2 separate regions of the Homo sapiens genome follow, and region 1 is linked to region 2. A link is a contact called in ENCODE Hi-C or POLR2A ChIA-PET data. All regions are on one chromosome and are shown on one strand. Each heading gives the region's core, a stretch centred on a gene start or an enhancer-like site at or near the end of the contact. The rest is flanking DNA. Distances are from core to core; before and after follow the strand shown. Region 1 overlaps DST (dystonin). Region 2 overlaps DST (dystonin).

Region 1 (5,354 bases), core at 1,244-3,743, 270 kb after region 2:
TTCCAACTGATCTTGCTTGCCTCCTTGTCCTCAACGATCTATTCTCCATACAGAAGCTAGATCCAGTCTTCAAAGACCTAAGTCAGAGTACATCATGCCTGTGCTCAAAACCCTCCTGTGGCTTTCCACTTCACTCAGGATAAAATCCAAAGCCTGCACCATGACTTACAAGGCCTCCTGATGTGCTGTTAGGTCTCTGCTCAAATGTCAACCTTTTAAAGAAAGTTCTTCCCCTAAAAGCCTTATGTAACTTTACCCTCCTCACCAATTACTCTATGCCCCTTATCCTGCTTCACTTTCCCCCACAGCACTTATTACCATCTGAAACATTATGTATTTACTTGTTAATCTGCTTGTTGTCTGTCTCCTCCACCAGAAAGTAAGCCCTTTGTTTCATTCATGCTGTGTCCCCAGTTCCTAGCATGGTGGCAAACCCATAGCAGGTGCTCAGAAAATATTTGTGAAATGGGAAAATGAACAGTAAAAGAATTTTGCAAAAGCACCCATACTAACTAGCACACAGTTTGTATGTACTCAACGAGTTCCAATTTCCTGCAATAAATATTAGTTTTTTCTTATTTATCTTTATTTCTTATTTATCTTATTTATCATCGCCTGCAATACTTGCCCTGAAGCTTGTTACAGAACAACAGATTTAAAGCACAACATAGTCTCACAACCCACAGTTAAACCCTCCTAACCATAAATCAGAAATGGGATTGCTCTCAGCAAGCTAACTGGGGGGATAACAGAGAACCGAGGCTAGACCTGGCCCTGCAGTCTGGCAGAGCTCTGTGCCTCCTGACCCAGCTTCACTACTTATTAGCTATAGGACTTTGGACAAACTACTTAAACTTTCTAAGCTTTGGCTTTCTTATTTATAAAGAATATCTACCTCTTAGGGTTGCTATATTAAATGACCTAATGCCCATTGCCAAGCACAGAGCCTGACTCATAGGAAGTGCTTAAGAAATGCCCACTACTGTTAATATTGTTGGTCAGCATCAATAAAAATGCTGTTGATATGAAATGTCTGTCTTTATAACTTCATTTCTTTTACAGTCTCATTTATGGTTATCTCTGGAGTTATAGGGAGCTGATAAAGTTCCAAAAGAGTTTTTAAAAGATTTAAAAACAGGAAATAATGATAGTCATTTATTTATAAAAAGCAGGGCTTGGCTGGATGCGGAGGCTCATGCCTGTAATCCCAGCACTTTGGGAGGCCAAGGTGGGCGGATCACGAGGTCAGGAGATCAAGACCATCCTGGCCAACATGGTGAAACCCCGTCTCTACTAAAAATACAAAAATCAGTGTATTTTGAGGTATGGTGGTGCACAGCCGTAGTGCCAGCTATTCGGGAGGCTGAGGCTGAGGCAGGAGAATCACTTGAACCCGGGTGGCAGAGGATGCAGTGAGCCGAGACCGCGCCACTGCACTCCAGTCTGGCGACAGAGCGAGACTCCGTCTCAAAAAAAAAAAAAATAGTAGGGCTCTCATTTCAGAAAAAACTATTTTTCACTTCCCTAGTATCCTGAAACGTCTGCATCTCAGACTTCTTGATTCTTCTGCTTTAATAAACAGACGGGTGTGCCTGGAGTCATGGTGATTACCCGTGTTCTAGAAATAAACTTCAGAAAGCTGTGTTGCCTCTTTAATACTCCCATAAATTCCAAATATTATTATGTAGTTTTTTTAAAAAACATTAAATGTCTGGGTTTTCTAAATCAATTTTAAACATGGGGGGTGTCAGTTCATTTTACAAAACATGCAAGTAGAAATAATTATTTTTAATTTGTAAGTATAAACAATTTTAAATGCTTAGCTAAACATGGCATATAAACAGGAAAACAATGCAGCGTTGAAGAGAGTGTTCTCAACTATGAGGTCTTGTTTCCAATCGTGGTTCTGATAGTTCAGCATCTCAGGTCACTGTTCTGGGCCTTATTTCCTTAAAACAACAACTCAGGCTGGATGACTTTTGATGTTCCTAAATTGTCCACAAATCCATCATCTCTAAAGCTTTTTTGATATACAAATTCCATACCTTTAATGTTTCATTTTCAAACTTCTAAAGAGCCTCTTTATATAGTTACCCTGAACTAAGTTTAAATGCTAATGAGTCAGAGATATTGTGTATTGAGTAGCACATGTAAGAAAACAGAAAATACCCTCTCCCAATGCCACAACTCACCGTCCTCTCAAAAAAAAGAAGTGTATTTTGGACTACAACATTTTTTTAGAATGTTGTTAACTACCAAAAACAAAAATAAAAACCAATGATAAAATAAATCAACAATAAAATAAAATAATTTGACAATCACAACTGCTATTTAACAATTTTTATCTGATTTTATCACAAAAATATTCCATGAACATTTTCTCTATTGGAGTTTTAGGTTCAACTCCAAATTATAACAAAACATGGTGCAATTAGGAAGTTGATTTGGCCTAACAGAAATGACAAATATGTACTGAAATTTGAGAGTTGAAATAAGTGAGTCACTACAGCACTTCTCAATACCCTATGTAAACATGAATTCTACCCTCTGTGGGAAATGAAGGTCCTTTGTCATCTGCTTTAAGACCAAGAGATAAGAAACAATTGGCTAAATGTACTGCACAGCCCTACATAGAAATGAAATTATACTAAAAATAAGGACTAAAAGCTATGCCTTGGCAGACGATGGCTACTGTACTTTGATAATGATGTACAGATTTTTTAAAAAACTTTTGGTGGCTCTAGGTATGGATGCTAGAACTTTGGGGTACATATGGCTCTGATCTGAGGGGACCTATTTTGGGGAGTCTAGTCATACAAAAACAAGGCAAGGGTTTCTCAGATATATTGCAGACTTGACTTCCTAACAAACCTTCCTGCTGTACAGTAGCTAAAAATGCTGGATAAAATATTTTTAAATGAATCAGCAAAGGGGCAGGAAAATAAGAAAAATTCTTAGAGGCTAGAGCAATAGAAAAGCAAAAGCACAAATACAGAAATGTTAGGCTGATTCCCTCTCATCTAAAGTTTCACTTGACAAACAGGAGACAGAAGAGTAGGACGACCTGCTCAGGGGACAGAAGACAAAGCCAAAGGAGTCTCAGTGAAAAACACAAAAATAGAAACAAACAAATAAAGCCAGGGAAGCATGAACTAGGAAAACCAAAGAAAAATACCCTGAGATTGCAAGGACACTTGCCCATGTCAAGCTTGTGGCTGGACAGAGAAGAAAAAAAAAAAAAACTTCATAACCACAAGCTGATTCTCATGTGTATTTTATGGCCCAAGTTCACACAATCTATGCAGTATGAAAAACTCTGAAACTGAGATTTTATTTTTATTTATTTTTTTGAGACAGGGAATCGCTCTGTCACCAAGGCTGAAGTGCAGTGGTACAATCTCAGCCTCAACCTCCCAGGCTGAAACGAGCCTCCCACCTCAGCCTCCCGAGTAGCCGAGACTACAGGCAGGCGCCATCATGCCCAGTTAATTTTTTTGATTTTTAGTAGAGACGATGTCTTGTTATGTTGCCCAGGCTAGTCTTGAACTCCTGAGCTCAAGCAATCCACCTGCCTCGGCCTCCTAAAGTGCTGGGATTACAGGCATGAGCCACCCGCACCCAGCTGAGATTTTTTTTTTTAGATTTCCCTGGCAAAACTAACAGAATATCCACTCTAGAGAAATGTACTTTCAAGCCTAGCCTCTAAAATTACCACAGATAAAGTTCAGTCAAAAATGAGCTCGTGGTGAGACAGGACTAGCTGGATTTCCTAGGCCAACTAAGAATCCCTAAGCCTAGCTGGGAAGGTGACCACATCCACCTTTAAACACGGGGCTTGCAACTTAGCTCATACCCAACCAATCAGGTAGTAAAGAGAGCTCACTAAAATGCTAATTAGGCAAAAACAGGAGGTAAGGAAATAGCCAATCATCTATCGCCTGAGAGCACAAGGGGAGGGACAATGATCGGGATATAAACCCAGGCACTCGAGCCAGCAAAGGCAACCCCCTTTGGGTTCCCTCCCATTTTATGGGAGCCCTATTTTCACTCTATTAAATCTTGCAACTGCAAAAAAAAAAAAAAAAAAAAAAAGAGCTCATGGTAAAAAGTCACAAAGCAGCCAGGCACAGTGGCTCACGCCTGTAATCCCAGCATTTTGGGAGACCGAGGTGGGCAGATCACCTGAGGTCAGGCGTTCAAGATCAGCCTGGTCAATATGGTGAAACCCTGTCTCTACTAAAAATACAAAAATTAGCCGGGCATGGTGGCAGGCACCTGTAATCCCAGCTACTCGGGAGGCTGAGGCAGGAGAATCACTTGAACCCGGGAGGTAGAGGTTGCAGTGAGCCGAGATCATGCCATTACACTCCATCCTGGGCAACAAGAAAGTCACAAAGCATACAATGAAACAAGGCCCCACTGGTGAAACTATAGAAACAACAGACACAAATCCATAGGCAAAAACTTCAGGTATGTTAATTATCAGATATTACATATAAAATAAACATATTTTATATATTTAAATAAAGGGAAAAGAGTATCAAAAGTAGGAGTTAGGAATAAGAGACTGTCAAAAATACCAAGCAATGAAAATATAATAATATAAATTAAAATTCAGTGAACAAAGAATATGTATATATAAAGAACCCACTCAAATCAGTAAAAAACATACAAACAACCAAAGAAGAAAAATAGCAAATGAAATGGACAGACATTTTGCAGAAGAGAAAACATATATGGCTAATAAACATACAAAAAGATATAAACATATGAAAAAATGTGTGGGGCTCTTCCTCTTCCCCTAAGTGGCCTGAGGTAGTCTGTGAAAATGGTTCACTATTTACTTGACCCAGAGAACCACACAAAGTCATGCAAATCAAGAGGTTCAAATCTTCGTGTTCACTTTAAGAACACTCGTGAAACTGCCCAGGACACCAAGGGTATGCATATACGAAAAGCCACGAAGTATCTGAAAGATGTCACTTTACAGAAACAGTGTGTACCATTCCAACGTTACAATGCTGGAGTTGGCAGGTGTGCCCAGGCCAAGCAGTGAGGCCGGACACAAGGTCGGTGGCCCAAAAAGAGTGCTGAATTTTTGCTGCACATGCTTAAAAATGCAGAGAGTGATGCTGAACTTAAGGGCTTAGAGGTAGATTCTCTGGTCATTGAGCATATCCAAATAAACAAAGCACCTAAGACACACTGCTGGACCTACAGAGCTCATGGTTGGATTAACCCATACATGAGCTCTCTCTGCCACATCGAGATGATCCTTACTGAAAAGGAACAAATTGTTCCTAAACCAGAAGAGGGGGTTGCCTAGAAGAAAAAGATATCCCAGAAGAAACTGA
Region 2 (5,427 bases), core at 1,331-3,830:
GTCAATGCACAACCGCCATCTTGTGGTCACACTGGATATTAGAGCATTTGAGAGCTGGGACTTCTGGAAATCATGCTCTCAAAAACTAAAGTAACTTTAAGTTTCTCATATTTAAATACATTGTTCAGAAGTAAAGCAGGTGAATAAGATAGAGAGAAGGCTGGGCACTGTGGCTCATGCCTGCAATCCCAGCACTTTGGGAAGCCGAGGTGAGCGGATCACGAGGTCAGGAGATCGAGACCATCCTGGCTAATACAGTGAAACCCCATCTCTACTAAAAACAGAAAAAAAATTAGACGGGCGTGGGGGTACATGCCTGTAGTCCCAGCTAGTCGGGAGGCTGAGGCAGGAGAATTGCTTGAACCTGGGAGGCAGAGGTTGCAGTGAGCCGAGATCACGCCACTGCACTCCAGCCTGGGCGACAGAGTGAGACTCCTTCTCAAAAAAAAAAAAAAAAATAGAAGTAGGCTAAAGCTACCTTTTCCTCCTGTTTTGGATTTTAGGTTTCTTGCCTCTTGTTCCAAAACTATAATTGAAAACTATAATTGCAGATTGACTTTTCCCTTAAAAAATCAAAATAACATTACCTTAGAGTAGAGAGACCTGAACCGATCAGTAGCATGATCCAACTTGCGCTGCACTTCTCTGTGGGTTGCAGAAGTATCAACCTTGCCACCGTCTCTCTTGCTGCAAGATTTGGCAGCTTCCAACACTCTGTTTCCAGAAATTGTGATGTATCTCAAGTCACCTTTGTGAGAAATAACGTCTTCTGAGAAACTCTTCTGCCTCTTCAATTTGGTCATTAAACCATTGATGTCATCTGCACCTGCCTCCAGGTTTTCAAGTTCTTGTTCTGACTGCTGTAGCCAGTGCTCAAACTCGGTATAGTCAGCATCAAACTTTTCTAATTCTTCCTGCAGAGAGTGAGTTAACTTCATTTTCTTCTCTGACTCAGCCAGTGCAGTTTCATAATGCACTTTCAGTTCCTTCATGTTCTTTTGCAGTTTCTCTTTTTCTTCAGGAGAGAGATACTGACCCTGTTTCTCAAGCAACACTTGTGCAGACTGAGTGGCTATGATCACTGCTTGGTGCTGAGAGATGATCTTCTCGTGTTGGGCCTATGTGAAAACAAATTGATCATAATCTTCAAGCAGTAACGGGGTAACACCTGCAGGGAGCTCCTTGCCGCCTCAAGACTGACAGGTTTCAATGATCTACAGGGCTACAACTTGCTTCTCATTCCCCTTTTCAAGCTATACCGTACTCCCTTTTATTGGTGGATTTCAGAATAACAAGGCATTTTGAGCATGCTAATCTTATTTTAAAGAAAATTTCCAATCTTCTCTATGTACTTAATCAGATAGGACAGACACCATTTTTCAGAAGTTTAGAAAAACCAATTTCTATTCCAATTTTAAAATAAGTGTCTATAATCTGATCTCATTTTATTCCCTGCTTTCTCACAACTACCCAAAAAAGAATGTCTTTACCTAATTTTTGGACAAACAAGTATAATATTTTTTATTACGAAATGATCCTGGAAAAACTTTTAAATAGGGAAAAAGAATCTGTAACTTTAAGCTTTAAAAAGGTTTCAAAAATAACTAAGCAAGAACACTGTACATTCAGAGAAGCCCAATGGACATTAGAGAAGCAGATATAATAAAAGAGAATCCTGGAGCTACTCAGCTTCACTGGGCCTCAGTTTCCTGCATGTGAAAATGGAGACAATAACTCCTACACATCACAGGTTGCTGTTAAGGAGTACATGAGATCACATATGTAGAGCACTTCCTGCAGAGCTGGGCATGTGCCAGAAATTCAAATCCACTCTGAAGGCAGGAAGGCAGGGCTCCCAGGCAGGTGTGCTGCAGGCAAGTCACAGGTGTGCAGAGCTACTGATCCCCTCAGTCTTCAGGGAAGCAGGGAGGCATCAGGTAGGTGAAGTCCCTTTCCCTCCAGCCATAAGCATCTTCTTCCATTCACCCCAATTTGCCATACAAGTGTGGCAAAAAGGATACTAATCCTTCTGGGCAATTTCCCACATTTCTTATAATGGCTTACATGGAGCCAAATGACCCGCTCCCATTACCCCAGAGCCCCTTTTATTACCTCCAGATTCTTTGCTGCTCCCACCCTTACCTCCATCCCCACCCTGGTAAACACTTTAGGAGCTTTTTCTCCTGTTGTTGTCTAGTTACAGCTCTTTCATCAGATATCTGCTTGGCTAATTGCACCCATCTCCATTGAGTCCCGTTTAAATGCTGAAAACTGGTCCCCCACCCCACACTCAACCACCCTTACCTAACTCCTTTTCTCCCTTAGTACTCACTGCCTTCTAACCTACCATATAACTTAGTTATTGTCTACTGTAACATTCTCACTAACTAGTGTGCAAGGGGGGCACAGGGAATTTATTTTGCTCACTGTGTAATCCCAAGTACTTAGAACAGTGCTGGCACACAGGAGCTGAGTAAGAATAACTCTATGCTGTGAAAAGGACTTCCTTAGAAGCACTGCTATGGGGCAGCCGTTCACTTGTAAGTCTGATCCCAATTAGTCAGCTCAGAACTGGCTCATTAACACTGGTATCCTCACTGTCTATAACAGTGCCCGCCACCTAGTGGGCACATAGTAAATATTTTTAACTAACTTCTTTCCCACAGACTTGTGTTTTTGGTATTTGAAATACATTCATATGCTACCCCCACCCCACCCCGAGAAGGGCTTTGCACAAAATAGCATGGACAGACATATGCAACACCATATAAATGATCAGATCCATCCCCTTCCTCCTACAGATGAGGACTCTTAGGCTGAAGGAAGAGAATGGCTTGGCCCAGGACATATGGGACAACTACTGAAAGCTAGACGTTCCTGGCTCAGGTGCTTTGGCCCTCTCTCCATGCTGCCAGATTAGGACTTTCTTTCTTTTATTTATTTATTTACTTATTTATTTATTTATTTATTTTGAGATGGAGTCTCGCTCTGTCGCCAGGCCAGAGGGCAGTGGCACAATCTTGGCTCATTGCAACCTCTGTTTTCTGGGTTCCAGCGATTCTCCTGCCTCAGTCTCCCAAGTAGCTGGGATTACAGGCACGCACCACCACACCCAGCTAATTTTTGTATTTTTAGTAGAGACAGGGCTTCACCATGTTGGCCAGGATGGTCTCAATCTCCTGACCTTGTGATCCACCCGCCTCAGCCTCCCAAAGTGCTGGGATTACAGGCATGAGCCACCACGCCTGGCCCAGATTAGGATTTTCTAAAGCACAGATTCCCATATTCTTTGAGGTAAAATGATCAGATGGGAAATGCCACACTGTGCCTAAAACCAAGGGCTTTCCTGTGTGATATCTTTATGTTTAAGTCTACCCACCAGTATTTCTCACTACTTTGGTCAACTTACTAACTTTTCCTGACTTCTTTGTAACTGACTCACAATGTTCCTTTAGGAATTCACTAGATTTTTCATTTTAAGAGACTTTATTTTTCATAATAAGGTCCTATAATAGCCCGTTAAAATTGTGAGCAGTAAATACTCCCATTCTTCTTCTGGTTTAATTTGTATTTTCTATAAGAACCTCACAGGGAGTACCCTATTCCAAAGATTCCAAATATGAAGGGTAGGAACAAAATAAATAGACCTGCAAAAGTTTCTGAGGTCCAGAAACCGTCTGTCAAAAGCCAAATATTGAAATAAAATGAGTGACACTTTAAAAGTAGTTCTACAGAAGTCGCCTTTGCTCTTATAGTAGCATTAATGTTAGCTTTAATTTATGTCATGGAGTAAATTGGTAGAAGGGCTTTTATATCTCTTCTCAACAATAGCCTTAACTGAATAGGTGAGCTGAGCTCAGAAAGAACTTAAGTGAGCTCAACTTAGCCTGGACACAGTGGCTCATGCCTGTAATCTCACCACTTTGGGAGGATGTGGGCGGAATGCTTGAGCCCAGGACTTCGAGAGCAGCCTGGGCAACATAGAGAGACCTCATCACTACAAAAAATACAAAAATTAGCCAGGCATGGCAGCACAGACCTGTAGTCCCAGCTACTCAGGAGGCTGAGGTGGGAGGATCAATTGGGCCAGGGAGTTTGAGGCTGCAGTGAGCCATGCTTGTTTCACTGCACTCTAACCTGGGCGACAGGGTGAGACCTTGTCTCAAAAAAAAAAAAAAGATTGTTCTCTTAGAACACAGATTCAGACTTAGCAGAGTGAACATATGGCCTAGTTTTAAATCCAAATTCCAGCCCTTTCTAGATATGTAACTTGAGAAAGCTACTTTAATACTGTCAGTTACAGTTTCCTCATCTGTAAGATGAAAATAAAAACCCCAAGGAGTAACTGGGAAGACAAAATGAGTTAAAATGGAAAGAACTTAGAAGAGTGCCCACTTTAACTGTCCTATAAATGTTAACTATTATTATTAAATCTTTATAATAATTCTACTTCACTTACATGGAGAATGCCAACTCTACAATTTATTTCTCATTATTTTTTGACTTGCTTAGAACTCTCATAATAATTTATATCTGACATGATGAACACAGAAAAAAACCTCTTTTGTCAGTAAGGTTTGAAAAGAACTCATGTGCTAGGTTATTTCTCTCTTTACCAACCTGGAAATAGAATTGAACGATATCATATGTTTATAACAACACACCTTAACTTTCTGATATTGCTGATTCAGATTCTCCTGAGTGGTTCCAACTTGCCCATCAACATCAGTCTCCAACAGGTTACCATTAACTTCATCCTCTTCTCCAATTGCTGACTTGCCATCACCTTCTTGAAAATGGGTCCCGTTCTGTTCGATTACCTGTTTGTGTTTTGTCCCTGCCCTTTCTGAGTCTTTGTCAACATTTGACAACCAGTCCAAAAGGTTTTCTATTTTGGTTTTGCTCTCTTCCAGCTGCTTCACTGCTGCTACCTGGGAAGGGAAAGTTCACAGGAGGAATTCAGAACGTGGGCCAAGGCATAGTTTTAAGACATTCCAAAAGTAAATACTTAGAACATTTTAAATTAGAATGAGGGTACTAAAAACTGACACAATTGAAAACTTAACAACTGAAATTAAACCTCAGAGCAACAGGCAGTTACTTTGAAGTTTCCCCTGTTCTTAAAAATACATTCCAAAATTTTAACTATAATTGATGAGTGATCACACATTTCACAAGAAGAAAGTTTCACAACCTCACTTAAATATTAAGAAAAAGTTAAGCAAAGCCAACTCTTCAAACCTTTTGTAGTACTTGGTCAATTATGTACCTGGAAACCCAGAATCCCATAATAATCCTTAGTGATAATCCTTATTTACTACCACTGGATATTAATAATAAATCAAGTAGCTGTTAAGCTTTTTGACATAGCAATAGTGCACCACATATTTGAATAAGGACCTTTTCAGTTTCTTCCTTGATTGCTGT

What was found. A loop is a pair of places that touch in the nucleus more often than their neighbours do. ChIA-PET counts read pairs that join two places held with the same protein, here RNA polymerase II (POLR2A). Pooled maps may share reads with other maps.
Region 1: a loop to region 2 is called in a pooled map, with 2.6 times the contacts of the local background. The contact joins two enhancer-like sites. A Hi-C loop is called at or near these places in 19 of 37 single-sample maps with no recorded cell type and 15 of 50 pooled maps. POLR2A ChIA-PET finds 5 or more read pairs at or near these places in 1 of 52 experiments (Panc1).

The regions. Positions count from the first base shown.
Region 1 is chr6:56,866,363-56,871,716 of GRCh38, forward strand. The region is part of intron 3 of DST (dystonin); the gene reads right to left. It also overlaps the pseudogene RPL17P26. Among named protein-coding and RNA genes, the nearest start is that of DST-AS1, 25 kb to the left of the region's middle. Within about 2 kb of position 2,494, at least 3 of the 41 ENCODE cell types and tissues checked have a DNase peak (open chromatin) inside an H3K27ac peak, as active enhancers do.
Region 2 is chr6:56,593,076-56,598,502 of GRCh38, forward strand. DST (dystonin) reads right to left here. Exons shown (of 104, transcript NM_001374736.1): 46 at 5,401-5,427; 47 at 4,665-4,931; 48 at 588-1,118. Among named protein-coding and RNA genes, the nearest start is that of DST-AS1, 250 kb to the right of the region's middle. RefSeq lists an enhancer at 816-1,075. Within about 2 kb of position 2,581, at least 3 of the 41 ENCODE cell types and tissues checked have a DNase peak (open chromatin) inside an H3K27ac peak, as active enhancers do.